2 separate regions of the Homo sapiens genome follow, and region 1 is linked to region 2. Evidence: chromatin loops called from intact Hi-C (ENCODE). Cell type or tissue: ascending aorta. All regions are shown on one strand. Links, peaks and the distances in the headings refer to the core of each region. The heading gives the core; the rest is flanking DNA.

The links. Hi-C counts contacts between places; a loop is a spot of excess contacts. Peaks named below come from ENCODE experiments on the same cell type or tissue, not always from the same donor. Only the 100,000 strongest peaks of a DNase experiment are listed, where the experiment ranks them.
Region 1: a loop joins it to region 2, with 7 times the contacts of the local background. A loop is called at or near these places in 16 of 110 quality-filtered maps.

What each region holds. Positions count from the first base shown.
Region 1 is chr16:82,597,221-82,612,453 of GRCh38, reverse strand. No RefSeq gene overlaps it. Among named protein-coding and RNA genes, the nearest start is that of CDH13, 22 kb to the left of the region's middle. RefSeq lists enhancers at 5,618-6,132, 6,133-6,647, 13,212-13,746. In ascending aorta, for the core only: a CTCF peak has its summit at 8,488 (motif pointing left); a DNase peak (open chromatin) is centred at 8,473.
Region 2 is chr16:83,061,704-83,076,936 of GRCh38, reverse strand. The region is part of intron 3 of CDH13 (cadherin 13); the gene reads right to left. Among named protein-coding and RNA genes, the nearest start is that of CDH13-AS1, 330 kb to the left of the region's middle. In ascending aorta, for the core only: a CTCF peak has its summit at 8,001 (motif pointing right); a DNase peak (open chromatin) is centred at 8,125; H3K27ac peaks cover 4,671 bases.

The DNA of each region.
Region 1 (15,233 bases), core at 4,715-12,714, 470 kb after region 2:
TGGCAGCTTGAACGCTGGAGGCGCCCGGCCCCAGGATTACATCCTGGTTCTGCTGTTTAGAAGCTTTGTGTCCCTGGACTACTCTTTTACCATCCTAAGCCCCAGTTTCATCATCAGTAAATTAGAGAGGGATATAGTAGCTCTCTCACTTGATTGTTGCCAGAATCCAATGAGACAGTGCTTGAACAGCACACGATCCCACAGCTGGCATATACATGATCATAGCTACTCAATAATGATAATAGATACTGGTGTTTCTGTTTGTATGATGAGTAAGCAAGGAGAAGGAACACATGTATTAGTTGAGAACCTGCCGCATGGCTGGTATCCCCCTAGGTATTCTTCCTCACAACAATATTTAAATAATTTTTTTAATTGTACATCTTCAAGTTACATAACTTGATGATTTGATGTATGTATTCATTGTGAAATAATCACCATGATTACAACAATTAACATACCCATCAGCTCTCATGGTTACATTGTGTGTGTATGTGTGTGCTAAGAACAACACATTTGAGCTCTCTGCTCCTAGCAGATTTCAAGTGTGAAACACTATTGTTAGCTACAGTCACCACGCTGTACATTAGATCTCCAAAACTTATTTATCCGGCATAGCTGAAACTCTGTGCTCCTTGAGCAACATTTCCCTGTATCCCTCTCCCTCCATCACCCCCTGGCAACCACCCTTCTACTCTCTGCTTCTATGAGTTTGACTATTGTACATTCCACATAGAAGGAAGATCATACAGTATTTGCCTCTCTCTGTCTCGCTTGTTTCACTGAGCACTTTTGGATATTTTTCCAAAGAAATTAAATTCAGTATCTCAAAGACTTATCTGTGTTGTTACGTTCATTGCGCCATTTTTCAGAATAGCCAAAGAATGGAAACAATCTAAGTGCTTCATTAATGAATGAAATGATAAAGAAGATGTATATACATCCATGTATGTAGAGTATGTATGTATGTATGCATAAGTGTGTATATGTATATATGCATATGTGTATATATGTATATGTGTGTATATATATGTATGTGTGTGTGTGTGTGTGTGTGTGTATATATATATATATATATGGGATGGAATACTATTCAGCCTGAAGAACAAAGGAAGTGTTACCATTTGGAACAACAGGGATGGAGCTCACAGGACCCTTCTGAAATAGGCATGGCGATGCCTGGTTTCCAGATGAGAAGACAGAGGTACCTCACTGGCTTGCTCAGCATCATGCAGTCCACAAGTGGCAGATTCAGACCTCAGTGTCGGGGTCTCTGTTTTCTCATCAAACCAGGTTGCTTCTCTTGAAAATGAAAACAGATCACAGAAAACAAACAGGACATGAATACAAGCAGCCCTTGGGCATGAAAAACTTAGTTTGAGACTCAGAGTTAAAATTTTCCCAGTTCTTTTTCCATGACAGCTCCAACGAAGAAGGATAACCCTCACCCTTGGGTCAAGTTGCCAGATACAATAAAGGATGTGCAGTTGAATTTGAATTTCAGATAAACAACAAACAATTTCCTGGTATTAAATATGTCACAACTATTAAATACTTATAATAACTTTCTTTTTTGCTAAATCAGACAACCTTAAAGCTTTGGATTTCTTATAGCCCACCGAAGTGTGTGTGGTTATAAGCTGGCCAGTGCTCCCCACCAGTGTGGAGGTTTGTAGTAGACATTTTGGAGTGTCTGCCTAGTACATGAACCTCCCATCTAATAATGACCCTTCCAACCCAGAGGAGAAGGCCCTGCCACCACTCTGTCCTAGCCTGCCTGCCTTGGAAGGATCCTGAACTGCTCTTGGCCAATCCAATTCTCTCTCTTGAGAATCTGAACCAAGAAATACGGAGAATGGAAGATGGCAGCTAAGCCAAACATCCAAAGCAAAATCCAATAAATTTCTTTCTTTTCTTTCTTTCTTTCCTTTTCTTTTTTCTTTTTTCTTTTCTTTTCTTTTCCTTTTCTTTTTTTTTCTTTTTTTCTTTTCTTTCTTTCTTTCTTTCACCCTTTTCTTTCTTCCTTCTTTTGTTTTTTGGGGGGGGTTATTTGTTTGGCTTTTGCTTGCTGGTTTGTTTCAAATCAGATTTTGGTTCTTGCAACCAAATCAGTCTTGTTTAGGCCATACCCTTCATGTATGTATTTCATGTGCCCATGAGAATCATAAAAATGACCCATATTTTTGAGTGCCTGGATGAAGACATTATTGCCTTTTCACAATTCTCTAACGTTATTTATTTTTTCAATTGGTTGCATTTTATTTTCAATCAGAAAAAGGAAAACACTATTAAGAGACCTAGGTTACTGGAAAGGTAAGCTGACTTAACGTCTTGAAAATAATAGTACTTCTAATTGTCATCAGCTTAGATGGGGACCTTTCTTTTCTTTTTGTTTTTTGTTTGTTTGTTTGTTTTTGTTTTTGAGATGGAGTATCTCTTTGTCACCCAGGCTGGAGTGCAATGGCACAATCTCGGTTCACTGCAACCTCTGCACCCTACCCCTGGGTTCAAGCGATTCTCCCACCTCAGCCTCCCGAGTAGCTGGGATTACAGGCATGCTCCATCATGCCCAGCTAATTTTTTTTTTTTTTTTTTTTTTTGTAGAGACAGGGTTTCACCATGTTGGCCAGGCTGGTCTTGAATTCCTGACCTCAAGTGATCCGCCTGCCTCAGCCTCCCAAAGTGCTAGGATTACAGGCGTGAGCCACCACGCCTGGCCTAGCTGGGCACCTTTCATCCAGTCATCCCGTATCGTTTGGACGACTCAGGCACATGTACTAGGACAGGGAAAAAAAAAAAAAAAACAGAAAAACCTGCCTTCTCCCAGGAAAACTGGAAATCCCACACTAGATTGCCTATGTACAGAAGGTGTGGAGCCCTCACTGCGAGAACCAGAATCCCTTGCATCCTGATATCTGTGGCCTCAACTTGACTCAGTCAATAGATTTTTTATATATCCCAGGAGTAGGCAAGCACTACCAGAGCCCTGTTACTGCCCAAGTTTCTGAGAATAGGACCAGAGAATCCCAGACTGGAGCAGGGAGTTGCTTATCCCAGTCATAGACTCTTAACAGTCCCTCTAAAAATATCTGAGCAGCCATGTTTGCAGCAACTGTCAAGCATCCTCACTTGGCTCTGAGCCCTGGCCCTGGCCACTCCGGCTCTGCCCTGCTCCTGATCCTTATGGTCTGGCTTTCATTTCTGGCCTCCTGCTGATGATAATCCACGGTCAGTTGAACTTCATCTCACGTATCCCAAAACTCAAAAATCTCAATTAATGAGAGAGTCAGAGTATTTTACTCTGCTGAAACCACACCATGACTGCTTTATAGATCTTCAGTGCTTTACTTCCTTGGACAAACACTACAACGCATTTGGAGATCCTATACGTTTTACTGAACAAATATTGCAACTTCTTTCAAAGATATGTTTTCTGTATGCTTTTCTAAAAGTCTGAATGAAGTTTGCTAATTTATGGCAAGGACCACCTTCCTCTCCCCCACTGCACATCACAATACTTCATCTTTCTCTTCCGAATGTCACAAGACCCCTTCATCCCCTGACAACCACAGGCCATGTTCACTGGGACTTTCTGTTGTATTCATGGATTCTTAAGCCTGTGACTTGATATGTTAAGGGGTGCAGTAGCTCCAGACCCCTGAGTGGTCAACACTTCCCTCCTTCCTGAGAAGCAGTTCTCATAAACTACAACGTTTTCTTAGAAAAATAAAATAAAAAGGCTTTTTTTCCTGCAAAAACTTTTACTCCATGGAGCAAAAGCAAAAACTGACTTCTCTAACTTGACCCTCAGCTCTCCCCGGCACAGAGCTTGTACCCACTATGTTAGTTATCTATCGCTACCCCAAAACTTGGTAGCTTAAAACAACAATAAACGTTTACTATCATTTAGAGTTTCAATGGGTCAGGAATTCAGGAGTGGCTTAGCTGGGCATTCCTGACTGGGGGGTGTCTATCAGCGGCAAGGACTTGGCCAGGATGGCAGCCACTTGAATGTTTGTCTTAGGAGGATCTTTCAGAGTAGCTGCCCACATGGCTGGCAAATTGGTGCTGGCTGTCTACAGGAGACCCCAGTTCTCCTTCACCTGGGCCTCTCCAGAAAGCTGCTTGAGGTTCCCCAGGTCATGGTCACCGGATGCCCTCAAACTAAGAGACCCAAGAGGCCAAGGTAGAAGCTGCCATGCCTTTTATGAAAGCCTGAGAGATTAACAAGCTGTAATCATGGCCATACTTGATAGTCTCTCTGAGTTACTTCATGAGCAGACTACACAAGGGCATGAACAGTAGGGGGCCAGGTTCACTGGGGGCCATTAGGGAGGCTGGTCCTCCCACACTAGCCCTCTGGCCCTTCCCTCCCCTCTCTGCTTCCGGTCACCACTTCACCAATCCCCGCTTAAGTTCCTGGAAACCCATATGGGATTGTCCACCTGGCTGGAGCCTCATCATGCCTGTTTAAGCCACTGACATTTTACATTATTAAAAAATATTAATTACAGAAAATTTCTTCCCTTATCTTAAATACAAAATGGAAAAATAGTGAGAGCCAAATTGGTACCAGCTCATAAGAGAAAAGATGCATGAGTTGACTGTAAGCTCCGCCAGCCCAATATAAAACACAGCTGGCAAAAAGAAATGGCCAGTGCAACTCGAGACGATATCAACAGGTACAAAGTGTGTTTTTCAAAGAAGGTGATCATCTTAGTGATGACTGAAATAGTTAAGGCGACTGGAACCTTGAGCTTAAATCTTTTATCATATCAAGAGGGACTTGGACAACCCTAAGTTCAGAGGTAAGGAAGAAGGGGTGAAATCCAAACTTAAAACATATGAAGGTCTGGGCACAGTGGCTCACATCTGTAATCTCAGCACTTTGGGAGGCCGAGGTGAGTGGATCACTTCAGCCCAGGAGTTTGAGACCAGCCTGGCCAACATGGCAAAACCTCATCTCTACTAAAAATACAAAAAAATTAGCTGGGTGTGGTGGTATGCACCTGTAATCCCAGCTACTCAGGAGGCTGAGGCAGGATAATCTCTTGAACCCGGGAGGTGGAGGTGGAAGTGAGCCGAGATCATGCCACTGCACTCCAGCCTGGGTAACAACAGAGCAAGACACTGTCTCCAAAATAAAATAAAATAAAATAAAACAAAATATATGAAGGATGCCCATTATCATGTCCAATGCACTGACCCTTTCTTTTTAATCATTGCATCCTCCCTTCCCTTCTTACCCAGCTTTTATCCCACTTGAAATTCCCTTCCCCATAGCCTCTCCCCTGGCCTATGGAAGCTTCCTAGTTTCACCCTCTTTTTTTTCTCAGTACCCCACGGTGGACCATCAGACTCATGGGTCACAGCAACGACAATGCTGCACACAGGCACAGCACTTTACAGTTTACCAAGTGCTTGCACATCTATTATCTCACCATCATTGGTGTAAGGCAGCTTAGCCTTGTCCTCTGGAGCCCCACAGGACAGAATCACAACCAATGGCAGGCACTTTCAGGAAGACAGTGGGAACTATGTATTTCTTTCTTTATCCAAGGAAGAATATCTTAACACATGGACTCATGCAACCTTGTGAAGCAGGAAGAACAAGCTTCTCTACCCAGAAGGAAACTGAGGCCCAGAAAGCTTCAGTCACATGATCACTGCCTCACAGTATGTTGGTGGCAAAGGCCAAACAAGGAACCCAGGTCCTGGGACTGGAGTCTGCTGCTCTTCCCCCCAAAGAAACTCCTTCATGGGGAGGCGGAGGAGACAGGAGGACCACAGAGAAAGTGCTTTGCCTGTCTTGGTGCAGAAGCTCAGGTGGTGGCACCCCTCGCCTGCTCCCAAGAGCTGAGGGAGATAATGGTTTGCTCTTATCAGTCCTCATTCATCTCCCCATCCCCCTGTGACACTCATTATTGAAAACACAGGCAGCAGGGAAGGGCAGGAGCTGGAATTGGAAGAATGCAGGGGCACCCTTTATAGCCCCTAGCGGCTTTCTTTTCCATTTATAATAAACTCTGTTAAAAGCCTGTGCCCGGGAGTGTAAAAAAGTGAAGTGGAAGGAACAAAGGCAAACATCTATTTTATTTGTGTAAGAAAGGCTCATGGGAGAAGCTGGCTTTAGCGTAACAACGCGCCTCTTGTCCGAGATGTTACAGGAGCGAGAAAATTCAAAAGAGCTTATGGAAAGACGTGGGATAAGTTGGAACCTTGGTAGCTTTAGGGAGCAGAATATGACAGACTCAACCCAGGTGAGGGGCCTAAAAGGGTAGAAAGGGTTTCAGAACTGGGCAGACAGAAGCACGGCCGCCTCACCCCCAGAGGCCCGGTCCAGGGGGAAGAGGGCTAAGGAGAGGTTGCCAGAGGAAGCAACCACCTGAATGTGGCCCTGAATTCATAATCCCCCAGTAAGGTGTGAAGTGGTTTTGTCCTTCCCGCTCCCATGACACGGAGTGGTAACTTCTCACATCTCAACACACAATCGCAGAGTACTCACCAGGTCCAGCAGTATAAAGGACTCTTCTAACAACACAGAGGAAGCAGCAGTAGGAAGATGGAGGAGTCCTCAGTCCCCAGGGCACCCATAGAAGAGGACCTCTGATGCTAAGGTGCCTACTTCTGCTCATTCCACTCCCTCTCTTCATGTCTGCAAAGAAGACCCAGGTCTCAACAGAGTTTCAGTTAGGATGAGTAAGTCAGTGCTTCCCCAAGTGTAATGAACAGCCTGGAAATCAGGGTGAAATGCAGGTTTTACTTTAGCAGGTCCAGAGTGGGGCCTGAGATTCTGAATTCCTAACAAGCTCCTAGGTGAGGCTGATGTTTCTGGTCCACGGACCATACTTTGAGTAGTAAGGCAATCAACTTCTGTTCTCCCTGCTGTAAAACAGATTTGATTAATAATGACTAATGTTTAGTAATGGTTAGTGATTAATATTTTTATAATACTGGTACCAGAAATGGGTCCCAATCTAGACCCCCAAGAGAGGGTTCTTGAATCTCATTCAAGAAAGAATTCGAGGTGAGTCCATACAGTAAAGTGAAAGCAAGTTTATTAGGAAAGTTAAGGAATAAAAGAACGGCTACTCCATACGCAGAGAAGCCCCGAGGGCTGCTGGTTGTCCATTTTTATGGTTCTTTCTTGATGGTATGCTAAACAAAGGGTGGATTATTCAAGCCTCCCCATTTTAGACTATATACGGTAACTTCCTGATGTTGCCATGGCATTCGTAAACTGTCATGGCGCTGGTGGGAGTGTAGCAGTGAAGACAACCAGAGGTCACTCTCGTTGCCATCTTGGTTTTGGTGGGTTTTAGCCACTTTCTTTACTGCATCCTGTTTATCAGCAATGTCTCTATAACCTGTATCTTGTACCAACCTCCTATGTCATCCTGTGACTAAGAATCCCTTAACTTACTGGGAATGCAGCTCAGCAGGTGTCAGCCTTATTTTACCTAGTCCCTATTCAAGATGGAGTTGCTATGGTTCAAACACATCTAACAATACCATCCTCACTCTCTCATCACCAGAAGTAACTAAAACACTGGTCCCAAAACTGAGGGGAAACTGTAAAATACCCTACATAGGTAGTTAATATTCCTGGGGTCCTCAGTGCACTGCCCAAACAGACTTGAAATCCAGAGAAATGTGCTGAAGAGACACAATGGCAGGGGGAAATGGTGGGCCACTGGAACACCTAGATGATGTTTCTCTCCATATACTGGAGGGGCAGATTTGGGAAAGAAATTCAATTCCACAATCCTGTGGAAATCCCTTTCTCCTTTTGCTTTTTTACTATAATTGTAATAGAAACAAAATTAATCATCTGTAGGGATTCACCAACTTTCTCCTTCCCCAACTCAGACAGAGCTTTCAGGTGCCAAAGATGATTGAACAGGGCTGCCCTGGGTGAGACAGGGCTAGGAGGAGTGTGAGACCACAGGCCATGTGAGAGATCCAGACACCAGAAGAAAAGACCGTCAAATTGACCATGGACCCTCAGAACAGAAGCTACCCCTTAACACCAATTCAGAGCATGCTGGCAGCTTCTTACTGCAGAAAACTGCAATAGATATTCTGCCTGATGGCATTCTCAGGCACAGAGAGCTCATTCCTTGGGTGCACAGAGCAGGCCAGAGGAGCCAGAGACTTGATGCCCCCAAAAGTAGCCATCAAACATTGACTGAAACATACGGTGCAGGCAAACTCCAGTTTTCTTGCCCTGCAGGTGAGACCACCAGAAGTGCAGTACTTAGGGCTCCAGGAGCCCCTCAGTTGCCCACAGAAGTAGCTGGTTTATTAACACACCCTCGATAACTTCCTTACCTTCCCTGTCGTATTAATTTCCTGTGGCTGCTGTAACAAATCCTCGTAAATGTGATGGCTTTAAGCAACAGAAATGTATTCCTTTGCAGTACTGGTGGCCAGAAGTCTGAGATCAGGATGTCAGCAGGGCTGTGCTCCCTCTGGAGGCTGGAGAGGAGAATCCTGCCAGCTCTGGCAGCTGTGGGGATTTCTTGATTTGCTTCTACACCACTGCAATCTCTGCCTCTCCCGTCACATGCCCTTCTTTTCTCCTGTGTCTCATCTCCCTTTTCCTCCTTCTTAGAAGGGTAAATGTGATTGTATTTAGGGCTCTCCCAGATAATCCAGATCATCTCCCCAACCTAAGAGCCTAATGTTATTATATCTGCAAAGATTTTGCAATAAAATGTAACACTCATAGGTTGCAGAGATTAGGACAGAGACGTCTTTTGGTGCCATTTTTTAGCCTACCACATCTGCATCACTCTCCTACTTCCCTACTGGAGCTTCCTGGGATTATTTCCCAAACAAATTCTTTGCACTCAAATCCTAGTCTCGGGGTTGGCTTCTGGGGAAACCAAATCAAGACAACCCCCCTCAGTTGCTTAAGAACATGAAGAGAGACTGGAATTGCCACCGTACTAGACTTTGAAAAATACACACTCGCCATGGGATTAGACCACATGGTCCAGGGCTTTCTCAGTGCCACACAATGAAAGAGAGACTCCTCACAGCAGAGGCGGGGTCTGCTGGCTCCCCTGCATGCTCTGGCCCTCCAACCTTCTCAGCATCCGAGCGGTCCTGAGGGTCTCCTCACTGTCTTGGTGTTCAGTCTTCTCTCTTTGCCACCTCCTTCTCCAGCAACCCACTCTCCTGCCTTTCCCATCTTAGACAGGAGGTGCCACCTGCAGATAGGAAGCAAAGGCAAACCAGGATTGAGGTCCAAGGGGCCAGGTGACAGCCCACTTCACTGGGAAAAACACAGCAACCTTACTTTTTTGCCCTTCCCTTGCCCTTCTCTCACTGAGAGAAATAAGGTAGAGAAGCTCAAAGGATCAATCTGGCCTCTCCCTTCTGAAGCCTTAAAGTATGACCCCACAGGGGATATCAACAGGGTTCTCTATTATTTTCCTCCAGAGCCCTCACATTTTCTTGAAAAACATTGTGAACCAAACAAGGCTTGCTTAGGAGGTAAGGCCTGGAAGGGCATCATAAAAGCTGCTGTTCTGCAAAGCACCTTCTCTGCCTGTCACATCCTTGGGGAGTAGTTTTATTTCTAAAGGCCCCATTATACACATAAGGAAACTGAGTCGTGTAGAAATTAGGAAATGAATTCATAGTCTTGCAATTAGGAAGTGAGGGAGCAAACATTCCAAGCAAGTGGTTGCGCTTCTGACCGCTGTTCCACACACTGCCCACATCGCAGGGTCAGCTCTAGGCTCAGGCTGTGGCTGCTCGGGACTGCCCAGGGCTCCAAGCTCAGCTCCACACCCACTACCAATCCCCACGTACTCACCCCAAGTCACCTCCCAGTGCCTCACTGGTTCTCTGAGCTGCCTCTGACTGTTTCCTGGAAATTGACATCAAGGTTGACTGATAGGGACAAGAGCTCAGCCTTGGCCAGAAGGAAAAAGAGGAGGCCTGACTGTAGCAAGGGAGTGTCTCTGACTCTCTTGGAGGGAGTCTGCCAGCAGGCACCTTATTATGCTGTGAGAGTACGCACAGGCCCCCCTCTGGCCCATTCATCGTTGTTCCGCAAAGTCCATTGCTTTGATGCAGTAGCCTTGAAGGTGGTTTTTCCTGCTGCTCCTGGCTTCAGCAATCTAGAAAGCGGGGCAATGGGTAATCAGTCTCACCGTCACTAGGCTGAATGGGAGAAATGCTCCTGTGGACATGGCCTCCCAGTGTGGGTGAGCAAAAGGGCAGGCTGAGGTTTTTAAATGAAAAGGCTGGCTTGTGAAAGCCTGTCTCCAAACAGAGGCAGCGTGAAGATGAATGGTGTAGCTGCCTGGAGCCCAGACAGTGTCCTTCTGCTCAGACTTTGTCAGAATCAGGGATGGGCTAGGGATAGGCTGTGCATGGAGAGCTCAGTCACTCTGGATGGCAAGAGAGTAGGCACTGGTTTCCAGAGATACCCATGAGAGGCTGCCTGGAGAAAGTTCTGCCACAGGTAGGACTAACCATCAACAGGAACCCAGCACAGTCGTTAGCACACAAACTCCAGAGTCCGGTAACCTGGGCTTCATTCCTGACTTCCCTAGTTTTCTAGCTGTATGATTTTGGCCATATTACTTGGCTACTCTGAACCCAAATTTCCTAAACAGTGAAAAAGACAAAATAAACATCACTGGATTTTTGAGGTTCACAAGGTATAATCCACATGCATAAAGCGTGCAGGACATAATAAGTCTTTGATAACTATTAGCTGTCATCAGCCTTATCATGGACAGAATATAGGGCTCACTCATAAGGATACTCTGGTCAGCCTTAAAGACGAGAAAGACATATTTGGGTCCTCAAATCATCACCATGTCCAAGCAAAGGCCCTGGAGGCATGGGAAGGTGAGAGAGTTTTATTATGAGACTAAAAAAATAATTAAGTGCTTTTAATCAGCATAGCACTAACTGCTCGAACAAACCAACCCCCAAATTCCAGTGGCTTAACAAAATATAAGTTATTTTTTACTCGTGTAACCGACCAGGTGTTCCCGGTTGGTAGGCAGCTTGGCTCATCTTTAACCCATGGCCCCAGCCCCACCCTGCTCGTTAGGACAATGAGCTGGTAGAAAGGGAGAGAGTGTTGAGGAGAGAGTGTGGGAGGTATGCATCAGCCAGGCCTGGGAATGGAGCGAATCCCATCAGCCCTCATTCCATTGGTCAGAACTCAGTCACATGACCTCATTGAGCTGCAGGGGAGGCTGGGAAATATCTTAGGGAGCATTTGGAGAAAAAGGAAGTGAGTTTGATGGACACATTTGATGAACAGAAATGTACAATTAGAGTATCACTTCTCAAGAGGCCAGGCCCACTGCTGGAGCCTTGTCATCCAGGTTAGTAAGGGATTCGGTGTGGGCAGGCACTACTGAGCCTCCATATCTTAAAATTTATCAGAGTCATGTGGCCCCTAGTTGATCCTTTCCTTTTTTGACCTCCCTTCGGATTCTGAGCCCATGCACATGGCAGGACAAATGTGGGACATGTCCTCTCCTGAAAGAGTAGCAATTACAGACATGACATCAAAGAGAAGTGAGAGAAGCTGACCTCTGTTTTTCTTGAGGATGAAAAGAAAAAGAGGGACCCAGTGCCGAAAACCAAGCTTTAAGAAACTAGTTGATACAAGAGACCATATTCTTTCATTTGAGTCCATGAGGTGACACATGCCCAGTCTTAGTTGGTTTTCCATTGCTATAAAAGAAGACCACAGACTGCATAATTTGCAAATAATAGAAGTTTATTTGGCTCATGGTTCTGGGTGCTGGGAAGTTCAAGAGCATTGCAGTGGCATCTGGTGAGGGTCATATCATGGCAGAAGGGCCGACGCAAGTATGCAAGACAAGATACGGGAGGAACTTGTATCACTCCTGTGATAACTAAGCCACTCCAAGGTAAGAGCATTAATCCACTGGTGAGGGCAGAACCCTCAAGAGCTAATCACCTCTTAAAATCCCAACCTCTTAATACTGTTACAATGGTAATTAAGTTTCAACGTGAATTTTGGAGGGGACATTCAAACCATTGCAAGTCCACATTATTTTGGGCAAGCTGACCAAACCAGACTCACTGAGATTATACTGACACTGGACTCTCAGTCATCTTGGTAGCTGGGAAAATGTGAGTCAATCCTTGAACAACAGATTATGTTTGCCACATTGTCACAGCTTGAAGCCAGAAGATGGTCATGGTATGGTCTCCCAAGAACAAGGCTTGGGTTTTAATGAACAGTTCACTGATTTTTGGAAAGAGAAAAGATTCAAAACTGTGTCATGTAATCCAGTCACAAGCTATCATCCAATTATCTGATGGTCATTTTAATCAACTTTCAACAGGTCACTATGTGGTCACTGACATCCAGGCATTCACTGAATGATAGGAGAGTCATTCTGGCTCTTTCATGAGAATAGCTATATTTGATGACCAAGTACATGGACATGCAACAGATAGCCTTGTGAATAACAATTTCATTGTTAATATAGTATGTTTTCTCTGAGTTTCAACTGTGAACTATTATACAGACATGGCATTGATCTCAATGTGTTTCAATTTGCACATCTAAAAAACAGAAATTTAATGTTACTCCCCATACAGATTAGCTTATTATTTAATAAATATTCACTCTCTTTCCCTAAACTTTATGGGAGCAGTGCACTTCCCTGTCACGCAATATTAGACTTGACCATGTAACTTGCTTGGGCCATTGGAATCTGGATATAAGTGACAGTACACCACTTCTGATCCTAGGTCCTGAGAAACATTGTGTAATTCCACTCACCCCTGTAAGGGCTTCCAACCTCCACCATAAGAAGGCCTTCCCTCTGCCCTAGATAAATGCTGCCCCTTCACCGTGGCCCCAGTAATGAAAATGTGTAGAACAGAGCCACTGATCCAACACCAGCTACCTCACAGCTGTATAAGCAAGAAATACTTATTGTTATATTCTGCTGAGTTTGGGGATGGCTTGTTATACAGCATTACGGTGGAAAAGGCTAACTGATACATTCTGCATATGGCGAGAATATAGCAGCATGGTCATTTTGTAATAGAAGACAACTTACATAATCAAGGCAATGATCGTGAGTTTCTTAAAAGCCCTAAGGTTGGACCGTGTCTTTGAACATGAGCTCTTCTCTATTGTCAGATCAGTTCTGTGGGTCAGGTACCAAGGAACTTGTTTTCCTTCCAGCAGGCAGTTTTGCATATGGCTCTGTCTTCATTTGCCGGACAAGCAAAGTCAGAACTCAGAGCTAATTCTGTTCTTCATTTGGAAAGTTTATCATTTTATTTTATATCTCCAAAGTCAGGTTGGCCACACAAATCCTGTTTTTGAGAGTGCAAATTTTCTCCTTTCCAAGGAAGGCAGAGATAACGACTCTAGCACAGATGGAGGAGATTTCTTCAGGGAAGGAAAGCAGCATTTAGGTTGGTTAATGCCTTCCCTGGTGAGCCATTGTATTCTTGTTTGGGGTTTCCCCGCCCTCAATTTGGAAACAGCAAGGCTCTTCATTGGAGATTTATGACATGGAAACAGTCAACAAGAGCACATGAATCAATCTGGGAAGCCATCTTGCCCTCCACATAGTACACTTCCTTCTGCTTCCCCCAAGTATTAACCCTTTTCTTGCAATCATTATTTATCTGATGAACCATATTAAAGCAGTTTCATGGGTATATTTAGACAAAGGTTATCACAGTACACGGGTTAATATGATTGCTGCCTTGCTCAAATATGTGGTTTTATTTATGATCTATTTTACAAAACATCATATATTTCTATTATGAATATGTGCTAGGGAATATCACCTTGGGTCCAGTCATATTCTACATTGCAGAGGGAAGTGGGTAACTCTGAAATCTCCTTAGTTGTTTATTCTTCACACCAATATTCTAGAACTCTTCTCTAGCCTGGGTTCCAAACAAGGAGTATTGTTAATGTTGGGAAGATCTACGTGGAATGCTGCCACTTCCCCTCTCCAGCCTGTGCTCTCCCCAATCCACATACCTTTCCTAGGTGATTTCATCAATTTCCATGGCTCGCTTATAGTTCGACCTCCAGCCAGAACACACCCCTGAGCTCCAAATTCACAAAAAACAACAGGATACTTGACATCTCCATTTTGATCACTTATAGACATTTCAAACATACTATATCCAAATGGAATTCTTAATCCACTCTCTCCACCCACATACAAACACCACATCTCCAAATATGATTTTCTTCCAAACTTCCCTACTTTCAGTAAATGACATTTTTATCCTTTAAGGCGATTAAGTCAAGAGTCTGGAGTCATCCATGCCCCTCTGAGCCCTGATAACTAATGTCTTACATACTGAGTCCTATGGAGTCTATTTTCAAAACACATGTAGAGTTCATTCACTTTTCTCCACCATCACCACTCCAGCCAAGCACCATTAACTCTTCAATGGGCTTTTACAAACTCTTCTACTTGGTCTTCCTCTTCTTATTCTCCCCATAGTCACCCAGTTATGTGTGTGTTTTTTTAATGTGAGTCGGTCTCTATCATAATTATCTTCAAAACTTTCCAGTGACTTCCTCTTGTAAAAAAAAAAAAAGTCACAGATTTAGTGGCTTAAATCAACAAAAGCTGATTATTTTACAGCTCTGGAGGTCAGAAGTTTGACATGCATCTTCTGAGCTAAAACCAAGGTATCAGGAGGTCTGGCTCCTTCCTGGGAGCTCCAGTTGGGGGATCAGTTCCTTTCCTTTCCCACCTTCTGGAGGCTGCCTGCATTCTTTGGCTCATGGCCCCATATCACTCCAACCTCCGCTTCTGTTGTCCTATCTTCTCCCTCACTCTGACTCTCCCACCTCTCCCTTATAAGGAAATTTCCCACGACATAGGGATCACCCTATGCCTAAGGACGTTTCAAGATCCTTAACTCAATCACATCTTCAAAGTCCCTTTTGCCGTATAACATATTCACAGGTTTTGGGGATTAGGATATGGGGACCTAAATGGGGACCATTATTTCATCTATCACATTTCCTATCTCACTTAGGACAAAATTAAGTTGTTTTCTTGGCCTATAAGACCCAACATAATCAGAGACCTTCTACCTCTCAAATTGCATGCCCTGGACTCGCTCCCTTATCCAGTCAAACTCCAACTGGTTTTCTCACCATGCCTCAAACATGTCAGTCCTGCTCTATCTGCTGTAGCTAGGAAGCTCTCCCAAAATACTCACAC
Region 2 (15,233 bases), core at 3,186-11,185:
TGGCACAAAAGTAATTGCGGTTTTTGCCATTACTTTTAATGTCAAAAACAGCAATTACTTTTGCACCAAAGTAATATATGTTTGTCAAAATGTAAACATGACGCATAAGCTTTGTGGGTTTCATAGTATGTAAATTTTCCTCTGAAGAAGAAAATAACCAAAAGCAAATATTGAATTCTAATTAACAATATGCATGCAGATCTATTTAGGGGGTGGAGTGTTACATATCTGTTGCTTACTTTGAAATGCATAAAAAGTAAGGTGGATGTATAGAGGCAGGGACTGTGTGTGTGTGTGTGTGATGTGTATATTTATATATATAAAGCAAGTATATGGAAATGTCAAATGTAAACTGTAGAATCGAGGTTATGGGCACATGGTGGTTTAGTGTAAAATTCTTTCAACTTTATGTTTGAAAATGTTCACAATAAAATACTGGAAACGTCACGGTTCAGAAATGATTTTATGAAATGTCAGGACAGGCTCCCTTAATGCCATGCAAGGATCTTTGTCTAGCCAAGGAGACACCAGTCCTGCCAGTCTAAGCATCCCAATCCCCAGCAACAAGCTCTGAATGAATAAGCCATGGCAATGGATTCTGATCCAGACACTTACAATACTTAGAAATGAGGGTGAATGCTTCAGTCATTTCCTAGTTTTACATGGAACATTTGGGAAATTTGGCTCTATCATTTTCTTTTTGGAATATTATCAAACAATGCTCAAAAGCTCTTTGTGCCTGAGTAAAAAAGCCTGGTCATGCCATCCTGTTGAGTTTGATACCCATATGGGCCACTTGGTCTCATCATAGCTCATTTACTTTTTTTTCCTTCCAATTTTATGTTCATCAGGCAGGATGTCTGGAATCAGCAGAACTCACGTTCTGGCTCTGCCATTTGTCAGCTTTCAGCCATTTTGCATACTTCCCTTAACACATTTAGATTATTTTCCCCTCTCATTCCTGGTTTGGTTTTTGTCACGAAGCTGATCCTGCCACTTAAAGGTATAATGTAGCTCCTCGTATGTGTTTAGAGGATTTTTGCAGCAATTCTGCCCATGAATATGTGCAGTATCAAAGAGCTTTAACTGATTTGACTTCTAACACAAACTCTCCATTTGCAGAGCTAACTCATGAATCCATAAGCTTCACCAGAAGCACAGGGAAATCTGATCACAAAGCACAAGTCAAAGTATTCCCAAGCAAGATTGATATGTCTCTATTGGAAAACTCAAACAATCTAAAATACAGCATTTCCTTGTAATTACTTTGCCGGGACCGCCTCGCCTAACTCAGTACAGATACAGTGCTAACGTCCACCTCACACAGAACATCAAAGTTCATCTGAATCCAAACATGATGAGAGTGCAGCAAGGGAACAAGGTACGCACTGGATGCAATGCTCAGCAACCACAACCCTGTTCCCTTTGCATCCACAACAATCTTATCAGACTCTGCCTAGGCCATTCTAGGTCAAGAACATTGTCCTTCACCCCAAGGTTAAGACAGGAAAATGACTGGGAAAGAAGAACCCAGCTCACATGCTACATGTAACTAGCGCTAACAGGGAGAGCTCAGGTGGTAAACCTTGGTCATGCCATTGTCACAAGTTCATCTTCACGGGGCCACATAGTCACTCTCTTTGTGGTCCCCTGAGACAAGAACTGGGGTGAAACTCTTTTATTTGGGAGGTTATGCCAGGAATCACAAGTGAGGGAGTTGGGAAGTAAGACAGGGTGTGGACACAAGCCAATAAAGGGTGCATTCATGGAAAGACTTCCACTGTGGGCAACTGGAGCTCAATCCTACTGGGGACTCTCTAAGAGACAGTGAGAAACATCCCCCAGAATTGTCCATTAAGGGTCAAGGATGCTGGACCCAAGGATGTTTATCTACAGATCTTACCCCTCATTGGCTGAGGATCCCCTATGGCCATTATCAGCCCAGCAAGCTGTAAGGTGAGAGGCAGTGGCTGCCTTGCTTAGGCTGCACGTGTCCTCAGAAGTGAGCCTCATTATAAGTGTTGGACACCAACAGGGTCTCTTTTTTGCTGTTTGTCTAATTTTGCGTCTTTCAGACAGTCCACGTGATGTCTGGAATCAGAAGACCTGAGGTAAAATATGGACTATTTATCAGGAACTCACTTAAGCTTTGGCTTTAGCTTCCTTTTCTGCAAATGGAGCTGGTAATAGCACCAGTGAGGACTGTGTGAGACGATGGCTATGAAGGAAGGCTCCAAAGACTCCTGTTCATAGAAATCAGTCATTGCAAAAAATAACAGATGCTAGCAAGGATGTGGAGAAAAGGAAACTCATACACTGTTGGTGTAAAAGTAAATTAGTATAGCCATTATGGAAAACAGTATGGATATTTCTTAAAAAATCACTAAAAATAGAACTACCGTATGATCCAGCAATCCCACTACTTGGTATTTATACCAAGGAAAGAAAATCAGTCTATCAAAGGGATACATGCACCCTAATGTTTATTGTAGCACTATCTACGATAGCAAAGATATGGAACGGACCTTGTGCCCATCAGTGGATAAATGGATAACGGATTAAAAAATTGTGGTATATTTACACAATGAAATACTATTTGGCTATAAAAAAGAACGAAATCATATTATTTGCTGCAACCTTAATGGAACTGGAGATAGTTATGTCAAATGAAATATGCCAGACACAGAAAGAGAAATATCGCACATGCTCACTCACAGATGGGACCTAAAATATGGAGAAAAAGAGCGCAATGGTGGTTACCAGAGGCTGGGAAGGATGCAGATGTTTGTCGGTCTGGGAGGGTAAGTGAAGAGAAATTAGTTAAGTACAAACAGGCAGTAGACAGAAGGAAGAAGTTTTAATGTTAATAGTAAAGTACGGTGACTACAGCTCACACCAATGTATTGTACATCTCAAAATAGCTAGAGGGGAGGACTAGAAATGTTCTCAACACATAGAAATGATAAATGATTGTGATGATGGATATTCTAAATTCCCTGACTTGACCATTACACATTCTGTACATGTAACAAAATACCACATATATCCTAAAAATATGTAAAAATATTATGTGTCAATAAAAAACTTAAAAATAAATCTGTCACTGGTAGACAATTGCTATGCTGTACTGTATATTATATATATTACATATACATACTATGCTATAGTATAGCACATATATCATGTTATACTAAGTATATTATATTAAATATATGATCATATCTTAAAACTTTTGTGAAGAGCTATAGTGTCAGGGTAACTGACTAAGCAGGCCACATTTTCTCTGTTTCGTCAAGTTCAATATATTTTTACAGGAATAAAATCTGCAATAGGGGATTCAGCTTCTTTAAATGCAGCTGTTGTATTCTCAGGAGAGTTTTAGGGAGGGCTCACAGGGAACAAAATGTGGGGAATTCTCATCGCCATGTGTGTGAATGCCTGCCTAACTTTTGTGATAGGTTATTAAACAGCAGCATCTAATTAAATACAGAAAAAGGTCAAGATTCCAATATTCTGTTTAATATAAAATGGAGGTAGTATGGTGTGGTAATTAAGAAAGCTCTCTCTCTCTCTCTCTCTCTCACACACACACACACACACACACACACACACACAGACACACACCCCAAAGAGAGAGCCCATTCCTTGATGCTGAGTCACCCGGGTTCAACCTCGAACTCTGTTTCTTACTAGCACAGTGATTTCGTGCAAGCTCTGGAACCAGACGACCTGTACTCAAATCCAAGCTTCACAATCACTAGCCACGCAAGCCTGCCTGGATAATTTCATGTCTCTCAGGTTGTGCTTCCTTACCTGTAAAATGGGGTTCATGGGGTTCCAGGTTGTCACGAGGAGTTCGTGAGCTACCAGCACAGTGCTGGACTCAACACAAGCACTTAGGACACCTTCACATCGTTACCATTTGAAAAGTGTTTCTTTCACATCCTAGTAAATGCAACTACTCTCTGAAAGGCCACATCATCTTAAAATATCTGCATTTCATTCTAATGTATATTTAAAAGGAATATGAGAGCCCACAGAAATGTTAGAAATCCTCCAGGGCAGTCTTTCTACAACTTTCCTCCAATGTAGGGGATCTTGTTAAAAATACAGACTCTGATTCAGTAGATCTGGGGTAAGGTCTGGGATTCTACATTTCTACTAGTGAGGGGTGTTCTTAGGGGAATTTTAGGGAGGTCCAAAAGGGAGCAAAATGTGGGGAATTCTCATAACGACATTGCTCCATGCACAGATCAAGCTTGGAGGCAATTAAACCCCTCATTTCCCAAATGGGACCCAGAACACCTAAGATCACACAGCTGGTAAAAGAAGACTCATATCCAGAATCCAACTGTTCTGACTTCAAGTTTGTGATCCCATTGACAAAAACACACAAACATCTCTAGCTTTTGACAGAAAATTCTTCCCAGCTGGTTGCAGAGAGGACAGGCATTTCTAATGATTTTCCATATAAGAGGTACCCAATGGTGAGTTAGAATCCTCCAGGAAAAACTAATTGTGTTTATGGTCTGGAAGACAGGATCATATTGTAATGTACATGCCCAACATATGCATTATTTCTAGCATTATATATAAACACAACAGCAATCTAACCATTGTCAACAGATTAACTAAACGATTGCAAACTTTGAAGTATCTTTGGAACACCTTGGACAAGTGAGTTTGGTTTCTTTAACCGCATCTTTTATAAACTGAATACAGAGCAAGGATTTCCACTGAAGGTTTAGCACCCAAATTGAGATTAGCTTTAAGGGTAAAATACATGCACAATTTCAGAAACTAAGTACCAAAAAGATGGAACAATTTTCGACTTGACTAAATGTTGAAATAATCATATTTGCATGCACTGGGTTAAATAAAATATACTATTAAATTAATTTTATATATTTATTTTTAGTTTTTAAAAGCTTATCCAAGAAAATTTAGAATTGCATATGTGCTTTAAATTATATGTCTCTTTGACGTTAGTTTAGAGAGATGGATGATTAGATGACCACATAGATGATGGAGCATAGAATCAATTCTGTGTATTTTACTTATAATCTATGCATAATATAAATGGGATATTTACAACTCACATACTTATAAACTATTTCAGAACTCTGTCATGCCTACTGTCTCAAATTTATTATATATGCACCTATATATGCTATGTATTTTTAAATGTTTATTCAAATATTTAACATGGTTAAATTTTCTCCACATAGTCTTCTCCTATCAACTTACTTTTCTATGTTTATGACTTGAAACAACTATTCAGTCCAGCTTGCTCGTACCTGAAAGCCAACTTCATGAATTATTAGTTTTCCAGTGGCACAGGGGAAGCGACCACAGCTCCCTGAAGTGAACAAGCCTCCCTTCCTCACTGACAGGTGTCTATTAATGGGTCAGTGAGGGCAGACGTTGCTCTCCTCCTGCTCAGAGAGCAAAGGGTCTGGCCCTTTAACCAAGGCTTGGAGGAGCTCTCAGGGAAGAGCTACATGGTAGTCAGGAGCACAGGTTTACAACTGGGCTCTTAATAGGAAGGGGAGCATCTCTGGGCAGACTATTTAACCTCCTTGATTCCCAGTCTCCTTATCCGAGAAAGGGGGATCATGAAAGCCCACACCTTGCAGGGTTATGTGAGGATTAAATAATACGCTGCTGAAGGAGGCTTTTGCTTATTGCCTGAATGAAGCATTCAGTCCACAATTGCTGTGTTGTAGAGGCTTCTAACACTCATGTATAATCAGGTCTCTGCTTTTCTGAGAATGTTCAGAATGACACTTTCCTGATCCCTTTGCAATTAAATGAGGCTATACATTATTATGATCAATAAATCACAGTAAGAGGCATGGTGTCTCATGCCTAGGAGAGCCTTCAGTTGTGAATGCAGAATCTGGAATGTTCTTTTCCTTTGCCAGGAGAACTCAGGTGCATCATGTTAAGACGGTGCTATCATGACCTCATGTGGCATGACTGCGTGAAGCATAACTCCCCTCCTAACTTAAATTGGTTGTATATCATGAGCAATAAATAAACTCCTGTTGTTTAGGTCATTGATATTTGGGGGGGGGGGGGCTGTTTATTACTGTAGTATAACCTAACCCTGCCTGATTTATATACTATTGCTTAAGACAACTCCTTTGCTGAACTAGGTTTTTACATTTGAATTTCCAAGGCTTTCCCTTGGCTCCTGATTTACAATCCCTCACAGATAAATAGTTCAGTCATTCCCTTCAATGTAATTGAAGGTCAATCATCTTCTTGGGCGTCTCAGCATTGTCCAGTCACACTAGCGCTTTCCTTCCTGAGAAAACTTGGATTATATTAGTCATGTTTGCTTTTCTAAAGCAACTTTTACTTCTAAAATAACTTTTATCACCAAGATAGTTTTTTTAATACTGCACCAAGGCTATTAAAAAGAATGGAAACTACAGATCATAAAAACATCAACAGTAAAACACTCATTTCCGTGCAAGTTGTGAAATGAAATCAATGTATCTTAACTTATTCTTTAAGAAGAAAAGAAGATAAAGGGAAAGTTCCAATTTTTGTTATCATTTAATCCAACTTTATGAATTCCTTGGTACTTATGGCCAGAAGGCACCTCAAAGGTCATCGTACCCAACACCCTTAAACTGTCAGTATCAAGTTGATAGTGGCTTGTATCAAATATTTAGTTATAGGGAAAGAGACCACATGTATTTCCAAGAGTGAGTTTTTAAAGGATAGTTAATGATTTTAAAGTTCTCTAGAAGCAAAGAAAGCTGAGATTTGTTGCTGCAAGAGCAGAATTTCTTAATAAGCATGCCAAGAAGCAAGAGGATTTCAGAACAGCTAGTGTGATATTTTAGGTGAAAACAATTTTTCTATCTAGAGAAGCATCAAGTGCCTTGAAAAAAAGGGAAGTTGTCCTCAAAATTTTGGGAAATTTTTAAAGTGCCATTGGCCCAATTTTTCTTCATTTCCTTACTTTTATTTCTTTTTCTGGTATCCATCAACTACACTGATTGCCGATTTCTGTCTGCATTTCTAGAGAGAGCAAGAATCAACATTTAGTTCAAATGGTTTGTTTTCCTCTAAAAGACAATTGCTTGCTGCCTGCCCTTGTGAGAGACAGAGCCTATCGTGTTAAATCTAAGGAGATGCATGGACCAGTTCCTGTCCACTCTGAACAGGGTTAGCACTGGAATGGGTGTCAGAGTGAGCCTTTGGGGAGAGCCAATCAGGGTGAGGATGGCCCCAGCCCAGGAAAAGACAAGAGGATGAGGCTGGAGGAAGCAGTGATAGTCTTTCTGAGAGGCAGCATGGCATAGTAGATAAGATTCTAGTAACACATTTCCTGAGTTTGAATCTTGGCTTTGCATTTTTTAGATAGGTGACTTTGGATGGTGACTTACCCTCTTCATGCCTCAGCTTTTCATCTTCAAAATAAGAATGACAATAACAATTTCTACCTTAGGGGGGGCTGTTACATACATGAAATGTTCACATAAAACAATGCCTGGCACGTAGTAGGTGTTTCTATAGGTGATTCTTAGAAAAGAAAACGGTATTGCAAAAATTATGTGATCATATTTACAAATTATTTTTATTAATCAGAAATCTGAAACTCACATTTCCACTAAAGAGTGCCACAGTTCCACTAAAGAGCCCTGTGGATGAATACTGATTGGTGTTAGAACTCTGATAAATAAGGGTGGCCTCATCTGAATGACATTGAGACCACTGATTACTCCTTTATTGGAAAATGCGCATTGACAAAAATAATTCAAGATGCAAACAAATAATTCAAGATGTACAATTAAATGAAATAATTTAATTAGATGTTTTATGGGATAAGTGAAAGACATGCCTTTGGGATTTTGAGAATCTGACTTAAATTGAAGCAGTTAATGCTTCTTGTTCTGGGATATCCAGACAACTGAACTGGGGGCATGGGAAATGGGTAACTTTTGCCTCAACAGCAAACCTTCTAAACCTTCATAGTGAAAACATTCTTAACCAGTGGGTGGCAATCATGTGTCATAATGCAAAAGACCATACTTCCTTTTGGAAAATTTAGACATTGGCCAGAAATTGAACAACAAGGGGGCAGGGAACGGTTAAGGCAGAAAAATTGGCAAGCAGGGTGTCCACAGCCCTTGCACTCCATGAACTTGCAGACTTAAAATACTGAAGCTCAAAGATGTAAACCATTCCCAACCTTTTTATGCCAACTGCCTGCTGAATTCTTCTTGCAGAGCTGTGGGGCATATTTTTTTAATTAATGGCATTAAAGATGAAGACCATGGAGGCCAGTATGTTTGGTGATGGCAAAGGCTTATTGGGAAGTCAGAAGAATGGTCAGGTGGCTGGTTCAGAGGGTCAGGCCATAGTGTTTAAAGAGGCTGGTTACAACAAAAAGAGCAACGAGTGTGAGAATTGTACCGCATACAGCCTTACCTTATTGGCTTGCTCAACATTCGCCAAACCCTGAACGTCATCACACAAGTGAGAGGGTAGCATATTTCATATGTGACTAGTCTCCAAAGTTACAGAGTCTTGGGAAGTTCCACTTAATAGCCAAGCAGCAATGAGTCAGTCAGTTTTCCTCCATAAGCCTCAGTTATTCTAGATAGATAATAAAGTGGGGATGAAAGTTATATGGCAAAACCTTAGGGTTTTTTAGACACTAAGTGAGATAATGCCTATAAAATGATTAGAATGATGTCTGGCACTTAAGAAAATGTATAGAAATATGATTCTAATTTCATTGGAAGTTGGCATCTGCTGTGTACAATTCAACCCAGCAGATCCGACTGTGGTAATGCTCTCAGCTATCCATTTCAGGTGGGGCCCTTGTTTTGCCAAGTCCTCCTTGTATCTTTCACAAAGTGGCAGTCATATGGATCTAATAGAGGAGCTGGGAGGATTGACTGAGATGATGAACTGATCATGCTCTGGTAGCCTCAGAGTTGAGAATGAGGGTGAAGGCTTCTTAAGCCCAGGCCAGGGATATTTTTCATAGGTCCTCCTTCAAACTTTTTGGCCAGAGCAGGTGGCGAAATGGAGGATAGAGGGGATGGGAGGCCTGAGACATTCCGGTATCTAGAGGCCAGAGAGAAGAAGAGAGGGGCAGGAACAGCAGGCTGACGGAAGGAGAGGAACCAAGAGAGATTACTACTCTGCTCTCTGCTTTTCCTTTTTCATTAAAATGCTTTTCTTCATCCTATTCTGTTTCAGTATTTTCCTAACCTACTTTTGTTATTCAGTCATGTTTCCCTTGACTATAATAAATCAATTGCACTAAAATTATTATAGGTTGTGCATTTTATCCCTAAAGTTAAATATTCAGTGAGGTTCTTCGATCATGAACCTTAGTTTGTGGAGGTTGTAAAACATTAATACTTCCAAACTGCAGCAAAAAATGCTTGTCGTTTGTACGTTTGTTTCCTATCATTTCTTGAGCACAATCATGTCTCAAACACTATATGGGTTCTTTTACTTGTTTGCTGTCATTGAGTCCTTGATACAACCAACTATGGATGGTTCCCATTTTATAGAACTGGAAACTATGGCTCAAAGGGATATAGTGACTTACTATAGTTCTGCATGGTAGTAGACAAGTAGACAGTAGGTATTCCTCAGTTCTCAGCCCGTGCCGTTAACCACTGTACTATGCAGAGCCTCCACAACACAATACTTATCAACATTACTCAGAGATACAGTCAGTTGCCTTCTGCTGCTGAAAGATTTGATAGGAAGAGAATGAAGGCTGCTCTTTGGAATAAGAGCAAAGATAAATGTAGCAAAGACAAAATGGCTCCTAGGGAAGTGAAACTCTACTACCTAATTGATGGTATTAGCACATCTGAAGAATGAAGGACGCTTAAAACGGTCAGTCATCCATGGCAGCTTGGAAAATAAGATGCCTCCTGGAGGCAACTTTGCAGTACTCATCCTAGAGGCAGGAAAAATTGCTGAAGCAAAGACTTCAGCATTTGGTGACAAAGACAGTCTGAACCCCTTGGTAAAGTTAGGCTTTCTTAGTCCAGTGCCTTTAAGCACTCACTCTAACCAACACTTCATGCTCACTAAGCAGCCTTCTGATTATGAATTGGTCTTCCATGAAGGGTAGAGTAGAAGCAGAAAATGTGCTGACCATGTGGACTTTGAGCATTCCAGTCTCTGTGACAGTAATTTTTCTTTGTAAATTAAAAGACTGACTTCACACCGGGCGAGAATTTGCTGATCGTTTGGACTTTGTGTATTTCAATGCATGTGATAATCATTCTGTTCTTTAAATTAATAGATTGGCTTTATACAGAGACAGAAAATGCTGACCATATGGACTTTGAGTTTCCTGGTCCTTGTCACATCATTTCTCTTTGCAAATTAAGAAATTGGTATTCAGGCTTTATAATCCCTTTTGTAAGCATCAGTCAGCCCTAAGAGGCAGTTCTTCTCTTTGGGTTGATGACTTCAGGAGGTCCTCGGTCAGAAGGCCTCCCAGCTTGGTTGGGCAACCAACTCGTTGCCTTTTGTTTAGGACTTTTCCTGGGATTAGCACTGAAAGTCTCACATCTTGGGAAGCCTGCATGTCTCCGAAAAACAAGGGCAGCTCTCTCAAGACTATCCTGGTTTTAAAACTGAAAGTCTCATGTCTTAGGAAGCTCCCGTATCTCATGCAAATTGAGAAACTGATTCCCCTAGAGCTTAGTCACTTGTTGAGAAGAACTCATCATCACCATGTAGCTGAGAAAAAGCCAAAGTGCTTTACAAATTATAGACAGGTGCCACATTCAAATTTCATATCTAGTTTTAGAAGAATCTTTAAGCTGTCACTATCGTATTACATCCTGATTTCAAATCACAATATAATCCATGAGTATTTTCCTTTACAGCTCTTATGCTTAAGACATTTTACAGAAGGCAAGCTTTACAGTAACACACAGGAGTGAAGGTGGTTGTTTTATACCTGGACTGCATCCAAACTGCAATTCTTCTTGGATGAAGTTGCTTTTAAGTCCCAAAGCCATTTTCCAGTTATTATACAGTGGTGTGGCATGGTTTAGTAGAGGCTTTGCAAGAGGAAGTTTCCCCAGCTGTGTGTCCTGTGGCACCCTTCCATCTACCACCCAAAGACAGTAGGAAGAGAGTGCAGGAAACAGCAACACATCCAAAGAGCGAGAACCTAAAAGTAGTCTTGTTTTTTTTTTTTTGTTTTTTTGTTTTTTTGTTTTTTTTTGAGACAAATCTCGTTCTGTCACCCAGGCTAGAATGCAGTGGCACGATCTTGGCTCACTGCAACCTCTGCCCCCTGGGCTTAACTGATTCTCTTGCCTTAGCCTCCCGACTAGCTGGAATTACAGGCGTGCACCACCACACCTGGCTAATTTTCATATTTTTAGTAGAGACGGGGTTTCAGCATGTTGGCCAGGCTGGTTTTGAACTCCTGATCTCAAGTGATCTGTCCACCTTGGCCTTCCAAAGTGTTGGGATTACAGGCACGAGCCACCACGCCCAGCCTGGAAGTGGTCTATATCTGTTTCTTTGAATTAGCAGCAGTTTTGTAGAAACTTCTCCATCCCATCTTACCCATCTTTGTACCAGCATTCAACATAGCTGATCAACTCACTTCTTAAGGCTTTTCCTACCTGTGCAATACTACACTGTCCTGGTTTTTCTTCTACCTTCAAGCTTTTTCTATATCCGACCATTAAATGCTGGGATTCCTCAGGGATAACTTCTAGAATCTCTTCTTTCTAAAGCTGTGCTGTCCAGTATATCACCAGGAGACAAAGGTGGCCAGTGGATAATACAAATATGGCTAAGGCACAGAAGACAAATACCACATGATCTCACTTGTATGGGAAATCAAATAAAGCTAAACTCCTAGAAGCAGTAGGATGGTGATTACCTGGGGCTGGGGGTGCAGGGGAGGGACTGGGGAGATTTTTTTTAGCTAAGAGTGCAAAGTTTCAGATAGACAAGAGAAAGAGGTTTTGAGACTATTGCACAGCATGATGACTACAGTCAATAATAATGTATTATATATTTCAAAATAACTAAGAGAGTCAATTTCAAATGTCTCAGCAAAAAAAGGATAGGTAACTGAGGTGATGGACATGTTAATTAGCTTGATTTAATTATACCATTTTATACATGTATCAAAACATAATATTGTACCTCATAAATGCATACAATTATGACTTGCCAATCAAAAATAATAGTAAGAATAATTCTTTTAATTAAATACATTTTCTCCATCAAAAAGAAATTGGCTAGTCTGAATTGGAAAGTGAGCTAACATACTGGATTTCTAAAACTTAGTATGGAAAAAGTTATCTAAAATATCTCATTGCTTTTTATGTTGCTTAAATGATGGAATGATCATTATATAATAATCAGGTTAAAGAAGATATTGCTAATATTAATTTTCCTTTTTCTTTTTACTTTTTAAATATGGCTAGCAGAACATTTACATTTACATTTCTGGCTCACATTACATTTCTACTGGATGATGTTGCTAAAAAATCTGTTCCTAAATGACTTCAACAATACTCATATAACTTTCTTTTTTTTGAGACAGTCTCACTTTGTCACCCAGGCTGGAGTGCAATGGCACCATCTCAGCTCACTGCGACCTCCACCTCCCGGGTTCAAGCGATTTTCCTATCTCAGCCTCTTGAATAGCTGGGATCACAGGTGCATGCCACCACACCCAGCTAATTTTTGTATTTTTGATACAGATGGGGTTTCATCATGTGGGCCAGACTGTTCTTGAGCTCCTGACCTCATGGTCTGCCCACCTCGGCCTCCCAAAGTGCTGGGATTACAGGCATGAGCCACCGCACCTGGCCCTCATCTAACTTTATATTGATAAATCCAGAGTGTATATTTTTAGCTCTGAAATGTGAGACTCATACACTCATCTGACTTTTTCTGGCATCTCCGCTTGGACATCTTACAAATTTTTCATACTTAGCCTGCTTCAATCTTGATTCTGTCCCTTCCACTTGCCTCTCCCCAACTTGTCTCACTGTTCCCAGGACTCTCCCTGCAAAAATGTTACACAATTGCCTTTGAAGTTGTAAGAAGGGGTCACGACTGCCTCCAGAGACTGAAGAGACAAGGAACAAATGCTCCTTGGAGCCTCCAGAAGGAACCAGTTCTGCTGACACCTTGATTTTGGCCTTGTGAAACTCATTTTGAACTTTTGGCCTCCAAAACTAAAACAGAATAAATTTGTGTTGTTTTAAGCCACAAAGTTTGTGCTAATTTGTTCATAGAGTAATTAACAGGAAACTAGTAGAGATAAACAACATCTCCCTAATCCAGACACCCTATTACAACCATTGGCAAGTCTGGTCATGCTAACTACAGCTATATCTTCAGCTAAATCATCTCTGTCCATCTCTATTGCTATAACCTTAGGCTGGGTTTATCATAACAATGTCCTAACCATTCTCTCTGCGGGGTGGTTTGAAAATGGCTGCACATTCCTTGCCAATCTTCATGAAGAGCTGAATCTATTTCCCTTCCTCTTGATTTTGAGATAATCTTGGGCTGCTTTGACGAACAGAACACAGGGGAACTGATGGTGTGTAACTTCTGGGGCTGGGCCTCAAGAGAGCCATAGCTTCTGTTTTCATATGGTTGACCTGCTCCCTTTAAAAGCCAACCACCAGGCTGGGCGTGATAGCTCACACCTGTAATTCCAGCACTTTGGGAGGCTGAGGTGGGTGGATCACCTGAGTTCAAGAGTTCAAGGCCAGCCTGGCCAACATGGTGAAACCCTGTCTCTACTAAAAATACAAAAATTAGCCAGACGTGCTGGCACGTGCCTGTAGTCTCAGCTATTAGGGAGGCTGATGCAGGAGACTCACTTGAACCTGGAAGTCAGAGGTTGCAGTGAGCCGAGATCGCACCCTGAACTCCAGCCTGGGTAATAGAGCAATACTCTGACTCAAAAAAAAAAAAAAAAAATGCCAACCACCACATAAGACATCTGATTAGCTATGAGGGAGACAAAACAGCACATAGAATCACCAAGGTGCATGCAAAGAATCACCAAGGTGCCAGGTGTATGAGTGAAGCTTTCTTGGATTTTCCAGCCTAGCTAAGTTACCAGGTGAAAAAAGCTATGTGAAAGACCCAGTTGACAACCAGCTGAATCCTGCTGGAATTCTTGACCCACAGAAACATGACCACATAGAATGATTATTTCAAGTCTCTAAGTTTGGAGTAGTTTGTTACACAGCCATAGCTAACTGAAACACCTCTCTACCTGCTTTTATGACTGTTCTAATCCCCTGTCACACAGCAGCCAGCAGGGTCATCTTGCAGTTATTCTGACGATCACTTCCTTGCTTCCTGTTACATAGAGAAGAAAACTGAACTTCCATCCTCTGTCACTCTGTATCTCATGATCCCTGGGACCATGAGACATCACAAGAATCATTGACTATTTATGATGTAACTGCTATTCGATTAGAAATTCACTTACCACATTGATACTTCTTACTGAAGCACTACGTGTCAGGCACTAAGCTAAATGTTAAGGACATGGTAGGGCACTGATAGGAACTGGAGATGGACAAAAAACAAAAAAAGAAACAACGCTTTTAAAAATGTGAAAGTGTAACAAATGCTATGAATGGAAAACACACACAAGTGAGGTACTGTGATAGAAAACTGACAGGGGGTACTCAATTTAAGTAAGTTGATAAGGGAAGGCTTCTCTGAAGAGGTGATATTTAACCAGACAGTAAAATGAGAAAGATCTTTGACATCATTATTCCTAGAGCAGGCTCTGTCTTTCCAGATGCAAAGCTCAGAAACAGCATCCATCCAAGAGAGGCCACAGCACTCCATCTGGTTCTAAAGCCTCAGCCATCCTGATAGCATCCGTTTTGCTAAAATACTTCCCTCTTCCTTTTCCCATTCTCCATAAATTGTCACCCTGCCCAGCTCACTATCTCAGTTTCGAGCTCCAAATCACAGTTCTCACAGCCTCTCTAGAGGGCCTCTCCTTCAGGTAAGCATCTCCTGGACTATTGTGACATCTCAGGGCTGACATTAGCATGGGGCATTAAGGCAGGCATTGACCATCTGAAGTTGAATTACGTTTCAATTTTGCTGGGAGACTGAGACACAGATTCTTCATAAGTGCCGTATCTGGGGTGAGGCTTCTTTATTTTTGTTCTTTCTACTCATTTCATATATTTATCACTATACTTTTTAGC